Linked DNA regions of Homo sapiens: region 1 is linked to region 2. A link is an interaction called in ENCODE POLR2A ChIA-PET data of the cell type or tissue named here. Cell type or tissue: B cell. All regions are shown on one strand. Each heading gives the region's core, and the rest is flanking DNA. Links, peaks and the distances in the headings are about the cores only.

The links. ChIA-PET counts read pairs that join two places held together with the same protein. Peaks named below come from ENCODE experiments on the same cell type or tissue, not always from the same donor. Only the 100,000 strongest peaks of a DNase experiment are listed, where the experiment ranks them.
Region 1: POLR2A ChIA-PET joins it to region 2 with 6 read pairs; 2 of 35 experiments call an interaction of 5 or more read pairs at or near these places.

What each region holds. Positions count from the first base shown.
Region 1 is chr11:8,335,712-8,340,630 of GRCh38, forward strand. It overlaps a transcript of STK33 not described here. Among named protein-coding and RNA genes, the nearest start is that of LMO1, 74 kb to the left of the region's middle. RefSeq lists enhancers at 817-1,634, 2,453-3,268, 3,368-4,029. In B cell, for the core only: a CTCF peak has its summit at 2,531 (motif pointing right); a DNase peak (open chromatin) is centred at 2,550.
Region 2 is chr11:8,199,761-8,204,679 of GRCh38, forward strand. No RefSeq gene overlaps it. Among named protein-coding and RNA genes, the nearest start is that of RIC3-DT, 33 kb to the left of the region's middle. RefSeq lists an enhancer at 4,739-4,919. In B cell, for the core only: no CTCF peak of the experiment used is centred there; a DNase peak (open chromatin) is centred at 2,451; H3K4me3 peaks cover 851 bases; H3K27ac peaks cover 2,624 bases.

The DNA.
Region 1 (4,919 bases), core at 519-4,518, 140 kb after region 2:
TTCTTTAACCCAATATTATTACTGGGTTTATAAAACCCAAAACATTATCATTTCAACATGTAATCAACATAAACATTATGAATGAGATATTTTACATTCTTCTATGGTGATGAGTCACAGAAATCTAGCGTGTATTTTACACTCACAGCACAGCTCAATTCCTACGAGCCAAGTTTCAGGTGCTGCTCCACGGCTACACGCGGCTATTGTACTCTACAGCACAGAGACCAGCATGCTGGGTCTACAGAGGAGAATGCTGGGAGGGAGGAGAGTGGACTTGCTCATGGCCAAATGCAAACCAGGCTCTGGGATGAAGTCCCCCGACTCTAGCTCCCGGCCTTCCTGCTGTCCTGCTGGAGCCTGAGGTGGCCCCAGGGCACTGAGATGGAAGAGCCCTGGGCTGGTGCTTGAGGCTGGCATCCCGAGCTGGTCCTGCTGCTCACCTGCCCTCGTATGACCTTGGGGCCCCACTGGACACAGGGGCCCCACCTGGCCCGGGCCTCTTGCCCTGCCAGCTGAGGAAGGAGGGCCAATGGAGACAACGACAGCACCTGTTCCGTGCCAGGCACCAGGCTGTGGGCTGGGGGTTAGAGTTCCCACCCCGGAGGAGCCTGCAGTGGGTGGGACAATGGCAGCACAACTAATAAAGCCTTGAGTGAGGAATCAGAGGACACCGTGGGGGCAGTGAGGACAGGGTATTTGCCATTCACGGGGAGATGGAAAAGCTGATACTTGAGCTGGGTCTCTGGAGAGGGACAGAAAATCTGCCCAGGGGCCTTTTTCTGACTCACCCAGCTTCCTAAAACTCCAGGAGCCTAGTTTTTCCTGTCAGGTGAACAGCCGAGGTAAGGAAAGTGCACGCAGGCAGCACAAAGTGGGTGGCCCAGCCCTGCCAAATGGTGCTATGACCCTCTCTGCAGAGCCTCAGGAGAACAAGACCTAGCCCTTCCCCTTTTTCTGCAGGCACTCCAGACTTCTTTGGCAGAAATTCCAGGTGTAAGCGGATAAATTGGATCTGTGCTTGGGCAGGATGGCAGCCTGAGTTCTGCCTGCCACAACCTGAGGTGGGAGCCAGTCTGCCTCCTGGGCTAAGGCTGGGCGGTGGCTGTGGGGCCCGCGGGCTGCAAGGCCAGTGCTCTGCAGGCAGGGCCAGGCTGCCTCTTGCCCACACCTGGCCACTAAGCCCCGAGGCCGGTAATGAGGATCTCCTGCACCACCGTGGCTCAGAGGAGGCCTCCTGGCAGCCTGGCCTTGTTCTCATTGTCCTGCTCCAGCCCAAATGCACCAGGCCCAGGCCTCAATCGTGATCAATGGGCCGAGGATGTGCTGACGAGGCACTTTCATCTTTTCTCAAGGCTGGTGTTTGAACTTCTCTGAGCAAGCGGCCTTCCCAAACGGGCTTGTCTTCTAAGAAGGCGGCCAATCTCCTTTCCCTTGCTTCCTAAGCAGGCTGATCCTGAGAGTTATTGAGGCACAAGAAAGGAGATGTTCAAAGGCAAATCTAAATTACCGTCCTCTTCAGACTGGGGAAAAGTCTTATTAAGTCGCCTGCGTGTGATTCCCGGCCTATTTCTGTCTGCAGACCTTTCTTCCTTTGTGCCACATAAATGGACACATCTTATTGATTTTCTTTCAACCTGGATCACCTCCATGGCTGTGAATGTGGGCAGACAAATCCCACTCCTTCCTTCCCTGTGGGGCTGAGGAAGGATGCTGGTGGCAGCCAACAGGGCCGGCCTAGGGGGCTTCTGCGCCCTCCTCACCACCCACTTCCCACTGAACTCAGCAACCCTGCCTGAGAGCCAGCACTTTCTGTGGAGGAGCCAGGAGGCCACTGCAGGCCTACAGGGAGGCTTTGGGACCGCGGAGCCACGGAGCCACGAGGCAGCCTGCAGCGTGGGCCAGGCAGAGGGAGCTTGACGACGGCGGGGGGCGGGGGGGGGGCCCTGCCCTCAGCCTGCTCTCTCACTTCCTGTGCCTCCCACCGTTTCTCGTCTACCGCTCCCCCGCCCCCAGTCCTCACTTTGTTCACCCCACTCCAGCCCTGACCCTTGGCTGAGTATGCCACATACATTTCCATTTCAGGGACTTCGCATTTGTCTTCCCACACATAGAAAGCTCTTCCCCCAGACATCCCCAAGGCTCATGCCCTCACCTTCCAGTCTCCACCCAAATGCAGCTTCTCAGGGAAACTTTCTTGAGCCACCCCATTTAAAATTGCAACCCATCCCCCGTATTCCGTGCTGCCCCCACCGCCACACACTTTATCTTTCTGCACCTCACTCATCGTAATTGACATACTGTTTCTTTTCCTTGCTTGTGTTGGTTGTCTGTCTCCCTTCACTAAAATCTCCATGTCAGCAGGGGCTTCTGCCCCTTTTGTTCACTATAGTGGCACCAGTACTTAGAATAGTGCTCAGTATACAGGGGTGATTAACAAATAAATTGTCCAGTGTGTGACCACAGGCCATACACAGGGCCTGGCCAAGGCCAGCATACCGGCTTCTGTGATCCAGGCACCAGCCTCCAGAGGGCGCCACACAGGATGCCCAGCCCCGATCCTCCAGGGAGGATCATCTCTGCTCCAGATCACTGCAGGCTCCCAGAAAAAGGATCCAGACATTCCCCGGGCCGGAGGTTTGGCCTGGGCACTGACTGCCCTAGCTTTGGCCTCAGAACAGATGGCTTCTATGTCCAGGACGATGTCTCTGATCCTATCAGTTATCAGGAACAGGCCCCTTGTGAGGGTGTTTCACCCCACCAGACCCAGCCGGCCAGGACGGTGCCACATCAATGCTCTGGGCCTTCAGCTGCCTCCCACAAGCCACTCCCAGAGGGTGGAACCACCTCTGGGGACCCCAGGGCTGCCACGCACCTCCCTTACTATACCCTAGGCCAGGTGGTGGGTATAATAATTATTGTAGAAACCACCCTGGTTGGCCAAAGGATACCTGACTCCCCAGTTACTCCCTGGGTGGCTTTTTCCATCTCCTCACCTCAGTTTCCCCATCTGCAACGTGGAAAAGGTGACCCAGAGAACCAGAAGACCCCTTCTTCTGTCAGTCTGACAGTCAATGGCCTTCTCATGTGTCCCTCTCTCTCTCAATGGGCCAAATCATCTTTGAGGGCCAGGACAATCTCTGATTTTTGTCCTCATACAGCCCAGGGCCTGGCTCCAAGTAAGTTCTTAGTGGGTGTTTGTTGAATGACTGACCGACTGACTGACTGACTGAATGAATGAACCTGCAAGTGTGCAGGCCCATAAAGAAATGGACCTTAGGCCCCGGCATCACTTTGCTGGTCACAGCTGAAAATCCCCATGCATCGGCTTGCTAGAGAGAAGCAGACAGACAGATGGAAGCAAGCAAGGCCCAGGAATTCTTTGGGGGAAAGTGGCTCATTTCCAAAGGGAAGGCTATAGGCTGTGGGAAGACAAAAAAAATTCCTCAAAATTAAACCAAAGGAGGGGTTTGGGGAGCGATGGGGCTCCGAGGGATTTATTAATGCACGCCTCCGAGTGATTCTTCCTCCTGCAATCCAGGCACGGGGTTAGCACCGACTTCCAAATTATATTTAATTGGACAATTATTCAAACTGAAAAACCTGCACAGGAAACGAAGGCGGTCCTTAATAAACACCTTGTCTCCTCAGCCCCAAACAGGCAAGTCGTTTACTGACCCAAGAGGCACAATTTTGTCTTTGGTAAATTTATTTTGAAGTAATTGCCGACTCCGGGAGTAACCATTTTTCAAAGGGAAACTTGGCTCTAGCCAGCAGAATAATAAATTGTTCCTGACCCGTGTGAAGCCTAATCCCATTAGAAAGATGTGTGCTTAGAGGGTGCAGGGCGGCGCACAGAGGCCAGGGATGGCCCTGCGCTCGGCGGCAGAGGCGCCCGGCTGGTGACCAGGGGAAGCCTCCTGGGCTGACCCGTGCACAGCCACAGGGACCAGCCCAGACGTTCTCTACAGCGGGGGCTGCAAGAGCTAGGGCAAGGGTGGGTGGGAGGTTGTCACCTGGCCGTGGTCGCCACATCGGGGAGAGGACTAAAGCTTCCGCAGCCACCTCCGGCTCCGCCTGGGGCAGGACACAGCCTCCAAGCCCAACCTCTTCCCGGGTCTCCTTTCCCATCTCCTCCCTGACCACGCCTCACCACGCCCCTCCACCAGGTGAGTCCTCACCTCCTCTCTCTCCAGCTCTGCCTGGCCCTGACCCGACCCGCCTACCTTCTCCCTGCCCCTGGTGAGCTTGTGCAGAACCCGAGGGCACAGCGTCTTTTGCGCAGAAGGCGCACCGCGCGACCAGCACCTTGTTGAGCAGCTGAGGGCCTTGGGGAACCTGCTTTAATGAATAGGAGTGCGTTCATAAACAGCATATCCATATGCAAATGAGTACCTCCAACAGCCTGGAAACAGGCTGGTCTCTGATTGCTTCTATTTGAGCAAACACAATTTATAAACTCTGGGGTCTTTTTTCAGGAAAGGAATGAAGGGGCTTCCCTTGATTTACAAATTCCAACTTGAAAGGCAAGGTTCTTCCTTCTATGTCTAGTACAACTCAATGCCCCCAAATCCAGGCTTGGCCTTAGGTGATCTCTAAGGTCCTTGGGAGACCTTGCCCTAAGGTCCCCAAGGCAGGGACCTTTGGTTTTGTTCACCGATGTGTCCAAGTTCCTACAACAGTGCCTGCCATGAAATGATATTCAATAAATATTGTTCACATAAGTGAACTCCTGGAGAACCCCTCCTCCATTGCATCACACAGCCTTTCTTCAGACCTTGAGCAAGACACTAGAGGTGGACTCTTGAACTGTGATTATCCTCTTCCCTTTTTTTCCAGCTGGGGAAGCTCTGAGAAACTAAGTAACTTGTCCCAGGTACAATGCAGGCCAGAGGTAGGAGCAGGACCAGAAGCTGGTC
Region 2 (4,919 bases), core at 307-4,306:
CATGACGGTTCTGCTCTCCATCCTCTCCCTTGTTCTGCTCCTCCAAATGACCTCCCATCCTGGGTCAATCTCCCCTTTCCCCCTACACTCCTCCGGCCATGCCTGCCCCTCACCCCCAATAGATCAATCTCCCCTTTCCCCCTACACTCCTCCAGCCATGCCTGGCCCCTGCCCCCAATATTTGTCTCAGGGAATGAGCCTGGTGTGAGGGGTCCAGACTGGAAGAGAATGTGAGGAGCCTCAGGCCAGGAATGTCTGTGGCTCAGCAGTGTCTAGTCAGCCTGTTCCTGTACACCATTCTGATATTGGAGCCTCAATCCTTTATTCACCTATTTATTTAATAAACAATAATTGAGCATACAAAATGTACCAGGTTCAGTTTAATCATGTTCACTAAAACATGTGAAGTGCTTATGGGAACTCTTTGTAAAAGGTAAACTATCAGGGCTGGATGCCTATGACATCAGAGTTCTTGGTCTTCAAAAGATGGCACCTGGCTCCACTTGCTTGCTCTGTAATTTGGAGGTTAAGTTATTTAATTTCTCTGTGCCTCATTTTCCTATTTTGTAATATGGAAAGCATAATAACAATAGTAAGGGTATGGTAAGGATTAAATGAGGTAATATTAGGTTGAACCATATGAAATTGCCACCATTCAGCTATTTTTCAACCACAGAAACACCAATGTCATATGGTTTAACTTGCCAAAGTACTTAGTACTGTGGTTGGTATAGAACAAACTGCTCAGTCAGTGGTACCTTTGCTTTGTTTTATTTAGATGCTACAAGCCTAACAGTTCTTTCAACTCAACTGTTTGTGTAATGCTAACATTTAGATAGGAAGCTCTTTCTAGCACCACCAGGAACATTTTGACTCCAGATTAACATACTCAGTGGATAGGTTTTACTCAAGACTACCCATGGGGACAATCATGTTAGAGCAGGCAGTGATTGACAACAGTTAAACACGAGCCAAGGAACTACCTAATTGTGTTTAGGAGTTGGCATTTCTTTAGCTCTTATGCAAAGCAATGTTATCCACATTATTTAAATATAAAGCTAACTATTAATGCTAACTCATGTTTTCTCCATTTTTTTTTTTTTTTTTTTTTTCTGAGACGGAGTCTCGCTCTGTCGCCCAGGCTGGAGTGCAGTGGCGCGATCTCGGCTCACTGCAAGCTCCGCCTCCCGGGTTCACGCCATTCTCCTGCCTCAGCCTCCCGAGTAGCTGGGACTACAGGCGCCTGCCACCACGCCCGGCTAATTTTTTGTATTTTTAGTAGAGGCGGGGTTTCACTGTGTTAGCCAGGATGGTCTCGATCTCCTGACCTCATGATCCGCCCGCCTCTGCCTCCCAAAGTGCTGGGATTACAGGCGTGAGCCACCGCGCCCGGCCTTCTCCATTGTTTTAACAGGGTTTTATTTATAGGAAATCATAATGAAGTGGGAATTGTCTCTATACTTAATAAGCGATAATGTGCCCATTAATCACAAATAAATATATAGATATATAAATATTATATTATATATATTATATATTTTTATATATATTATATATAATATATAATATATAATATATATAATATATATATTATATAATATATATTATATATAATATTATATATATAATATTATATATAATATATATATTTATATATATATAAATATATATACACCAGAAACAGGAAGAAGCATGAACATGTCATCTCTGAGTGCAGTCCTCAGTCCTAGAGGTACAGGAAGGGAGTAGGGAGGTGGGATAAGAGTCTGTTTTCCAGAAAGCTTGAGTCCAGGAGAAGCACAGTGTCTGGAAGCCAGGGCCCTAAACAAAGCCCTCCTTCTCATTATATCTTCTTCTGTTAAATGACCCACTCAGGCAGCACTTTCACTGGAATCAACAAAGACTCTGGTCTGCCAGAAACCAGCCAACCCAACCCTGCGCCTAGAGCTCCTCCCAGGGTAGCACTGGTCTCTGCTCCAGTGCCTAGAGGTGAAGAGCTATCTGGCATCTGTCAGCTTTCCATGGGCAACCTGTGAGCAAGGCAGGCTTCTCAGGGTTTCATGGATTTTCTCAAAGCCCCTAGGGTTCCTCTTGCATTTCCTCCAATCAGGACCCAATTCCTAGTTTTCAAGGAAATGAAGCAAGGCTGCAAGCTCTGCAGTCTCCTGGGGCCTTCTGACTTGGCAGAGCAAAATGTACCAACACCTGCTGCAGCTGCAAGCCCCTTCCTATTTTTCCTCATCTCCCTCCTCCAGCATATTCTAGTCCTTAGAAAGCGTGCTATGGGGCTCCTGAATTCCCTTTGGCTTTTAACAAAGAGGCTGTATTTTAATTTACAGAGTCAATGTGAGGAGTGGCAAGGTGAAAGCAGAACATGTGGTTTGCCAGTCATTGCTTTAGAGAAGGAAAGTCCCACCCCACGTGTTGCACAGGAGGCAATGGAAGCTCAGAAAAGAGGAGGGGCTCCCCCAAGGTCACACAGCAAGTCTCTTTTCCTTGCTCTAATAAGCTTTTCTTTCCGCAATATTGTATTAAGTGCCAAACTGTAGGCCACCCCTAAATAAGAAGAACTAGAGAGCCAATCTCAAAGTCTGCATCTCAGCCATAGAACCCTCTGTGTTACGAGGCCCTAGGGAAATGCAACCCCCCAAGTTTGAAGTGAGGAGGCTTCCTCTTGAAAAATCGGTTAAAACGCCCTCCTTTATGCACATGCCAACTTTGACTTCAAAAAGACTTTATTCCCAAGGATAAACAACCCTATGTTTGTGTAATATAATTAAGTGAAGGCATCTTTAAATGTCATACTAGCCTGTGCCCATTTCAAATTGTTATGCATCAACAGAACTTAACGAGATAGCCAAGCCTTCTCCTTGCTGTGAGACTGAGATAAGCCACAGCACTGTGGGCCCTTTAATAGATTGCCAAAATAAAGCATTTTCTATGCAAATTATTCATGCAGTGGGACAGCTAATTGCTTGCCAAGAGCCCGCCCACTGCCTCTCTGCAATTAGTCGTGAAGTTGAAGGAGCTCCAAACTCCGCAGGCGCACTCAGGGCCTCCTGCTCCTATGGCTTGTTTTCAGGTTAGCAGAAACTTTCTTTCCTCTGGTGATAGGGCCTGGTTGCCCTGGCACAGAGACTGTTGAGTAAGGGGAGTGAGGGAGTGGGCAGCAGGTAGATAACTAACGGTAAAGCGGGGAGGCCATTCCTGGACTGCCATGGCCCAGCACCTAACTCGTGTATAATGTGCACTTGGCAGCGGTTACACCCTGAGCTGCAGTTTGCTCATCTATAAAACTGGTTTGGACACTGGTCTGAGGGTCCCAATCATCTGGTGTTTTGAGAACAGGTGACAAAGGGAGTTGGGAGCAAGCTTAGCCCTCTCAAGGAAGGAGCTCAAGGAAGAACCCACTTTGAGCTCATAGGAAACCAGAGACTCAAGGTCACAATAGGAATTTGGAGTCAGAAAAATCTGCAGAGTCCCAACCTACCACCACTCCCATCCTGGCAATTGTTGTCATAGGCACAGGAAGTCTCTATGGTTGTCAAAGTAGAGTCTCAGATAATTGAACCAATGATTAGAGCTCTCCCTCACTCTCACACAAACCAACCGGCTCTCTCGAGTTCTCTTTCTGCCTCTCTCCTAAGTGTGTCTCTGAGTCTCTCAATGTCTCTCTCTCCATGTCCACGTTCTGTTGTTGCCTTTCACTCCCTCCCACCAATAGCTGGCTGTGGAAGCAACTCCAAGCATGGGCCAGCACCCAGTGGCCTCCTGAAACATGACCAGAGCAGATTTGATCTAGGAAAGGAAGACTAGGGTATCTTGCTCTTGCACCAGCTTGTGCAGGGCAATATCCATGATCTGGGATCACACATGCACCCCTCAGAGAGTTGGGGTCAGGACTCTAGCCTGGACAAGAGTACCTTTGGCCTCCGTTTCCAGGATTTGGTGAGACGGGCCAAACCCATGTTGTCCAAAGGAGCACACTTGCTCAGGGAGGGATCAAGGAGCCCCATGAGAGCCAAAGTGACATGCGTGAACATATGTGGTTGGGGAGGAAGGGCGTATTTTTGGTGTCTGGGCAGCTTTAGAAGCTAACTGCTCACGTGGTAGGTGAGGGCCTGGGCTAACCCATGGGTTCTTAGGTCAATGGTTTGCTTACTTAACAGAAGGCTATTTTCCTCATTAGAGTCTCGTGAACACATCAATATGGAAGTTATTTAACCTAGAAGAGTGATGGATAATGGTTGCTTGCCTTTGATATTCTTCAACAGCCTTTTGATACACTGAGAGCCCCGAGGAGGGCACAGATGAAAGGGCCATTTGGTTGGGACTGCAGCATCAGCTCTGCTCCTCCCCATGCTGATTGCTGGTGACTCCGACAGTCCGCACCAGTCAATCTACTTGGCTGAGCTTCCCCTGAGGCCCTGGCAGTTCTAGAAGTGCCTGGTAATCCTCCCATGCAGATGCGGGTGCACTGAAAACCCCTTGTTGCTAGAGAAGTAAATGACCCAGGAGGAACATCACATGGGGCCCTTGCTGCTGATTCACAATGGAGACGAAGGAACTGATCACATTAGCTGGGCAACTTGGGATGTGGCCCAGGAGGCAGGAAGAGCTTCAGTAGCTCTAGCCCTTCACTCTGGTCTCACTCAGAATCACATCCATCTGGTCCTTGCCTGGAACCCCAGACCTGATAACTTCATCCTAACTTGCTCTGGGGTTCAAGGCCCTGCCCAGTCATCTGCCGAGGACAACATAATCCTAAGCTTAGAGCCATCCGTTGCTTGGACCAACTTTGCCTCACTAACCCCCCATGGCCCCTGTGGCTGAGGTCCTGTCACCTGCTGATACCCAGAGTTCCCTGTACCTGGCCCTGTTCCAGGAAGAGCATGGCTCTTGAATTCCTCTCACCAAGC